Linked DNA regions of Homo sapiens: region 1 is linked to region 2. Evidence: chromatin contacts called from ENCODE Hi-C or POLR2A ChIA-PET data. All regions are on one chromosome and are shown on one strand. Each heading gives the region's core, a stretch centred on a gene start or an enhancer-like site at or near the end of the contact. The rest is flanking DNA. Distances are from core to core; before and after follow the strand shown. Region 1 has its middle 20 kb from the start of LINC00494. Region 2 has its middle 8.0 kb from the start of LINC01523.

Evidence for each region. Hi-C counts contacts between places; a loop is a spot of excess contacts on that map. ChIA-PET counts read pairs that join two places held with the same protein, here RNA polymerase II (POLR2A). Pooled maps may share reads with other maps.
Region 1: a loop to region 2 is called in a pooled map, with 3 times the contacts of the local background. The contact joins two enhancer-like sites. A Hi-C loop is called at or near these places in 2 of 50 pooled maps. POLR2A ChIA-PET finds 5 or more read pairs at or near these places in 2 of 52 experiments (HepG2 and PC-9).

The regions. Positions count from the first base shown.
Region 1 is chr20:48,337,728-48,341,169 of GRCh38, forward strand. No RefSeq gene overlaps it. Among named protein-coding and RNA genes, the nearest start is that of LINC00494, 20 kb to the right of the region's middle. RefSeq lists enhancers at 1,689-1,738, 1,849-1,958, 2,269-2,358, 2,419-2,468. Within about 2 kb of position 1,569, at least 6 of the 41 ENCODE cell types and tissues checked have a DNase peak (open chromatin) inside an H3K27ac peak, as active enhancers do.
Region 2 is chr20:47,973,416-47,976,956 of GRCh38, forward strand. No RefSeq gene overlaps it. Among named protein-coding and RNA genes, the nearest start is that of LINC01523, 8.0 kb to the right of the region's middle. RefSeq lists a silencer at 1,831-1,950. Within about 2 kb of position 2,041, at least 2 of the 41 ENCODE cell types and tissues checked have a DNase peak (open chromatin) inside an H3K27ac peak, as active enhancers do.

The sequences.
Region 1 (3,442 bases), core at 319-2,818, 360 kb after region 2:
TAAGTGGGAGCTGAATGATGAGAACACACGAACACATGTGAAGGAACAACACACACTGGGTCCTGTCAGAGGGTGGGGAGTGGGAGGAGGGAGAACATCAGGAAGAATACCTTAGGGATATTGGGCTTCATACCTAGGGGTGCTCTGTGCAGCAAACCACCATGGCACACGTTTACCTATGTAACAAACCTACACACCTGCACCTGTACCCCTGAACTTAAAATAAAAGTTGGAAAAAAAAATAAAGTATGGATTTCATCTTAAAAAAATAAAATAAAATGTGGTATATATACACAATGGAATACTACTCAGCCATAAAAAGGAATAAAATGATGTCTTCTGCAGCAATTTGGATGGAGCTGGAGGCCATTATTCTAAGTGAAGTAACTCAGGAATGAAAAACCAAATATCATTATGTTCTCACTTATAAGTGGGAGCTAAACTGTGAGGATGCAAAGGCGTAGGAGTGATATAATAGACTTTGGGGACAAGGGGGGAAAGTTGGGAGGGGCTGAGCGTTAAAAGACTACATACCAGGTCCAGACGGGGTGGCTCACGCCTGTAATCCCAGGACTTTGGGAGGCGGAGGCGGGTAGATCACGAGGTCAGGAGTTTGAGACCAGCCTGGCCAACATGGTGAAACCCCGTCTCTACTAAAAATACAAAAATTAGCTGGGTGTGGTGGTGCACCCCTGTAATCCCAGCCACTTGGGAGGCTGAGGCAGGAGAATGGCTTGAACCCAGGAGGGGAGGTTGCAATGAGCCAAGATCGTGCCATGGTACTCTAGCTTGGGTAACAAAGCAAGACACTGTCTCAAAAAAAAGAAAACAAAAAACAACAACAAAAAACTACATACTGGGTACAGTGTACACTGCTTGGGTGATGGGTGCACCAAAATCTCAGAAATCACCACTAAATAACTAATTCATGTAACCCAAAACCACCTGTACCCCAAAAGCTATTGAAATAAAAATTTAAAAAATTAAATTTAATTTAAAAAATTTCTCAGAAAAGAATAAGTGTCATGGGAACATTTTAGAGGTTATGAAAGAAACACAAAGAGAAGTGTCTCTCTTCAGGGAACCCTCAAGATGTAGACAGAGACAAGATTTTAAAATGTACAAGAAGGACGTATGTGTGATGTCACGGTGCCAGATGAACATGCTAAAAATTCCAATTCCCTGAGTCTCCATCTACAGAAAAGTGCTTCCATTATAAATGATGCATTTTGCTGTGGTTATACCCGCGTCTTCTGAAAAGTATGTGTTTTAATTAAGTATTCTTCCTTCTCCTGTAGATGTTAGAATTCCCAGTCAGTCTAAGTTTTGATGGTCCAGGCATCATCTACCACCGCTCGAGCCGAAGAATAAGAAGTCCTCAATCAATTTTGGTTGACAACCTAGCGACGCTGGGAAGCCTGGGAAGACAGATCTCACTTTGGGCTGGGAGGGTTACAAAGAAGGGGCGTCTTCATTTTGTGAGGAATCGTAATGTTCCCTTGCACATGGGCTGTATTTTCTCAGAAGCTGACACTGTTTTCGGGCAGGAGGCCCATGCATGAAATATGACTCACACTTCGTATCACAGCTGAGAGTGACCGCAGTGTGAACCTAAGATCAGTTCTCAATTTGTACCTGGTCAGATGCAGCTGCTGGAAAATTCCCAGTCCCTAACAGTCTAAAACGATTCGTAAACTCAAATAGAGAGAAAAGTGGAATCATCCTTCAATATTACTATCTGGACTCCCCCCAGCTCCCCGCCACACACACAAAGCCTGCCAGGTCTCCACACTGCGTTCATCTGAGCAGAATTTACAAGCCCCACAAAGGAGAACTCAGGCCACGACAGCTACCGGGCAGGGGACACAGATGGGCCAGGCAGTTGGTATTGTACAGACCTTGGCAACAAGAGGGTGTACACTGACCAAAAATTAATGCATCACAACTAGATTATTAGAATAACCCATGTTCACTTCACGCTGAGCATGAGCCCACTCATTGCTCCTCAGTCACAGCTTCCCTCCCTCCACTCCCTCATCACAAACCTCTCTCTCTCCTTAAATCTCCTCCTCCCTGCCTGCTTTACCAGGGCTCCAAAGCTCCCTCTCCTCCCCTGGCTGGTACCCGATGTGCCTGCAGCCAGGGGCACAAGTGTGGGGACAAGGTGCAGATGCTTCAGCTGGTCATTCCCCTTCTCCCTCTCCAATACCTGGACCCCTTCTCTGCCTGGGGCTCCCTGTCCCAGAACTGGCCCCTGAGAACTGTATCTCCTGGGCTCCCTGCCCTCTGGCATTCAGTTGGGGTTCAGCAAAAGGGAGGCTCCCCTAAAGGTTAAGGACAGGAGGGGAAAGGTTGGGGTGCCTCTTCTTTACTCTCGCTGTGGTGTGACCGCAGCCCTGTGGGCAGCCCCTTCCCTGCAGGAGTTTCCCAGGGTTGCCCATGCACTCCCCTCCACCTGCCCCTCCAGCCCTGGGCTCTGGGCAGCTCCCTCACTTGCTGGTCCCCAGGTGCTCCCAGTTTCCTTAATTCTGCCCCAAACCCCTGCCTTGCATGCCTGTGTTTCCCACCGGGACTAGGTGCGAAAGAATCTGCTAGACCAGAGCCCAGGAAACAATCAGGAACCGAGTCGCTGACCCAAAGGAGGCTCAGCAGAGAGGAACCTAAGTCTGCAGCCCTGGGTGCTGCGACTCTTCCTACCACAGAAACCAGCAACGCCGCACATGGCCACCCACATCCCCAGTCCTGCGCCTGCGCCTCATTGGCCCTGTGCACACATCGCCACGGGGTGCCCCACACCACAACCTGCCCTGAGGCTTGGCTCCTGCAGCTGAACCAGGCTACAGAGCAGCAGGGAGGGGTGCAAGCTCTCCTTGGAACCCTGGCTCAGCCCCTTCCAAGCTGTGTGGCTGTAGGGAGGTTATTTGCCCTCTCTGGCCTCAGTCTCCTCCCCTGTAAAATGGGTGGCATGATGGACCTGCCTCGTGGGGTGGGAGGGGGCTTCAGTGATATGCTGCAGGCACAGTGTTCAGATCCAGGCCTGCACAGGACGGGCTCAGTAAACCCGAGCTCTGGGGATTTTCCTGTGCCTGGGATGCCCTGCCCAGCTTGCCTCCCGCAGCCCAGGCCTCTCTGTAGACTATGCACACTGCACAGGTTTCTACCCTTCCGTATTCAATCTGCCCTCTGTATCTGTGGGTGGGTTCCACACCCATGGATTCAACCAACTGCTGATCAAAAATGTTTGAAAAAAAATGTGCGTCTGTACTGAACATGCACAGACTGTTTTCCTTGTCACGATTCCCTAAGCAATACCGTATAACAACTATTTACATAGCAGTTACATTCTGTTAGGGGTTATAAGTAATCTAGAGATGATTTAAAGTGCATGGGAGGATGTGCGTAGGTTATATGCAAATACTAGGCCATTTTGTATTAGGGACTT
Region 2 (3,541 bases), core at 791-3,290:
ACCGTCGGCGCTGCATCTGGTCCACTTCTGGGACCCATTTGGGTCCCTGGGCCGGGGCTTCCTGTGGATGAGCCGGGATCACACAGCGATGTGGGGTTGCTCAGGGCGCCCCGTTCACTCCAGAGTGACCCCTGACCCAAAGCCAGTGCTGGGTGTTTGCGGAAACTGAAACCAGGGCAGGTCTGAGTCAGACCCTGCAGAACAATGAGGCCTTTTGTGCAAATGAGGCGGGGGAGGGGCCGGGGGAGACCAGGAGCTTCCTGACGGGGTCCGCAGCACAGGTCACAGCGAGTGAATTCAGGAGGTGACCCTCGAAGGTCAGGTCACAGCCGAGCAGCACAGGCGCTGAGCTAAGTGTCCACAAAGGAGACGAACAAAGCGGCTGCTGTGGGAACAGAGTCAGTGTCGGTCAATGCTGAGTCCAGGAGCTCGGGCCTGCCGGTCGGCGACGGGGGCTTCATGCTGGCTCCCCCAACAGTCAGGAGGGCCATGTGCTGAGGAGGGAGGGTCCTCAGCGTCCCCAGGATTGCTGGTGGGTTCACCTAGTGGAATCGCAGGGGTGAATCCACTAGTTGAGATATTTTTCTCCAATGGATATTGAAGTGAATAAATAACTATTGATATAAAAATATACTTCCCATATTTACTTGTAAGTAAATTCATCAGACCCCAAAATACCCATGACTTCACGAGCCAGAGGTTTGCTTCTATCCCATGTGACAGCCCCGGCGTGGGGGCCCCCTGGCTGGTTGGGCAGCTCCCGGGGCTGAGCCTCGACACTCCAGTCCTGTGATCTGTCATTGACAAAGGCTGTTTTTGTCTACCTGGTCCGAGGAGGTGCAAGTCACATCAGACAGGAGGGAAGAGGAGAAGGGCAAGTGGAGCGTACCCATTCATTTAAGGGTACACTGGGAAGGTACACACCAGCTGCAAGGCAGAATGGGAAATTCAGCTTTGGTCCGGGCAGCTAAACTTTGGGATTTCCAATGTGAAATGTAGGGGATGAGGGGTATCAAGGGTCAGCCCGCAGCCTCTGCCCCCTCTATGTGCTCCTGGAAGTCATCTACTCTCCTACCAGGGGATCCCACCAGGGCATCCCACATTTTGTGAAAATTAGCTGATTAGGAGAGCATCCTTTCTGCACTACTGTGGAGGGGGTGGGGGCTTAGGCATGAGCAGTTCCCTAAGTCATGGTACAGGGCCTCCCCCATCTTGGGAGAGCAAAGGCTGTCTACTGTGTCCACCAACCCTGAGGCACACCCACACAGCTTTCCTGCTGCCTGTGCTGAGCCAGGCACTGTGCTTGAGATGTGCACGGTATTTGACATAGAGTCGGGGTGGGTGGTGCCCAGACTCCCAAGTCACTCCACGGTGAGACAGATTCACAGGGCTCCAAGGACAAGTCAAAATAATTTGGCCGAGCCTCTTTGTTTTAGAGGTTGGTCAACTGGTGTCAAAAGCTGGAGAAGGACTTGTTCAAAGTCACAGAGCCAAGAGCCACCTGGGTCCCTGGTGTCTTTCCAGTGAACACCACCGTGACCTCACTGGTCCTGAATGGTCCCTTTTTAAATAAAGAGATACATGGTCATCAAATGCAACACCACTGAATCTGTCTGTTCCCTGCCCACCTCTTCTCAGAGACATCCACAAGTAATCCTCTAGCTGTTTCCGCACATTATTTCCGAATCCTGAAAGAGGAAGCTTGGCCAGGTGCTGAGGCTCATGCCTGTAATCCCAGCACTCTGGCAGGCTGAGGCGGGTGGATTGTTTGATTCCAGGAGTTCAAGACCAGCCTGGGCAACATAGCAAAACCCTGTCTCTACTAAAAAGACAAAACATTAGTCAGACGTGGTGGTGTGTGCCTGCAGTCCCAGCTACTTGGGAGGCTGAGGTGGGAGAATCACCTGAGCCCAGGAGGTCAAGGCTACAGTGAGCCAAGATCGCACCACTGCACTCCAGCCTGGGAAACCAGAGTGAGACCTGTCTCAAAGAAAAAAAGAAAAGAAACGAAAGAGGAAGCCAGGGAAGCTATTCATAGAGCTTTCAAGGTCTAGTGTTATCTAATGTCTGCTAAGCTAGATGAGAAGTTAGCTCTTACACCACCCACCAGCTCCCTTCCTGCCACGCTGTATGATACATCACTATTTTTAATTGCATCATAATCAGCCTTTATGTCATGTGACCAGGTAAATGCTATTCTCTGCAGAGCGAAGTACTATAATATTTTCTTTCTTACACACCTTTCATTTTTCCTAGAGTTCGTAATTTTCTTGTTTTTTTTTTTTTTTTTTTTTTTTTGAGATGGAGTCTCGCTGTCGCCAGGCTGGAGTGCAGTGGCATGATCTTGGCTCACTGCAACTTCTGCCTCCCAGGTTCAAGCAATTCTCCTGCCTCAGCCTCCCGAGTAGCTGGGATTACAGACGTGATGCTGGCTAATTTTTGTATTTTTAGTACAGACGGGGTTTCATCATGTTGGCCACGATGGTCTCGATCTCCTGACCTCGTGATCCGCCCACCTCAGCCTCCCAAAGTGTTGGTATTACAGGCATGAGCCACCGTGCCTGGCCTTCTTGTTCTTTTTATTTGCAAAGTTTACTTACAGATACTTAATTATTTCTCAATCCTCCGTCAGTGAAGCCACTCCAGTGTTTTTCAAGCTGTTTTGATCACAACCCATCATAAGAAATTATTTTACAATGGAACCTGGTACATACACACACACACACACACACACACACACACACAGAGACACACACCCCCCATATATATGAATATAAAGTTTCACAAAATAATACTGATACCTTTTGATATTTTCTACTCAACTCTGTGATTAATGTTTTAAAATGCTAGTTGCACCCGCTGAACTGACGTTAGTTTGAGGAGCTCTAGGCCAGTCCCACGAGGTCCTGCTCTGTGCACTCTCCTGAAACTGACCAGCTCCCATCTGGACTCTTCTCTCTGCTGCTCTCCTGAGGTGATCAGTTTTTTTTGTTTGTTTTGTTTTTGAGACGAAGTCTCACTCCGTCACCTAAGCTGGAGTGCACTGGCGCGATCTCAGCTCACTGCAACCTCCGCCTCCCAGGTTCAAGCAATTCTCCTGTCTCAGCCTCTGGAGTAGCTGGGACTACAGGAAACTGCCACCATGCCCGGCTAACTTTTTTTTCATGTGTTTAGTAGAGACAGGATTTCACCTTGTTGGTCAGGCTGGTCTCGAACTGCTGACCTCAGGTGATCTACCTGCCTCGGCCTCCCAAAGTGCTGGGATTACAGGCGTGAGCCACCCTGATCAGCTTTTTGATAGATCTCATGTCTTCTCTAATTAATTTTCTGCTTTTTATGAGTCACTGGCAAATTACTTTTTTATTGACAGAAACAAAATCGTAACTCTCCAGCATTTTATGTTTTCTTACCATTCCTCCAATAACAGAAAATACTAATGAGAAGGAGAATATTACAATGAAAGGAAGCAGGAGAGCAAATAAGAGATTCGACCTACACATGGTTTTGATTCTGCGTGAGGCCGGTCATACCCAGATGAAAA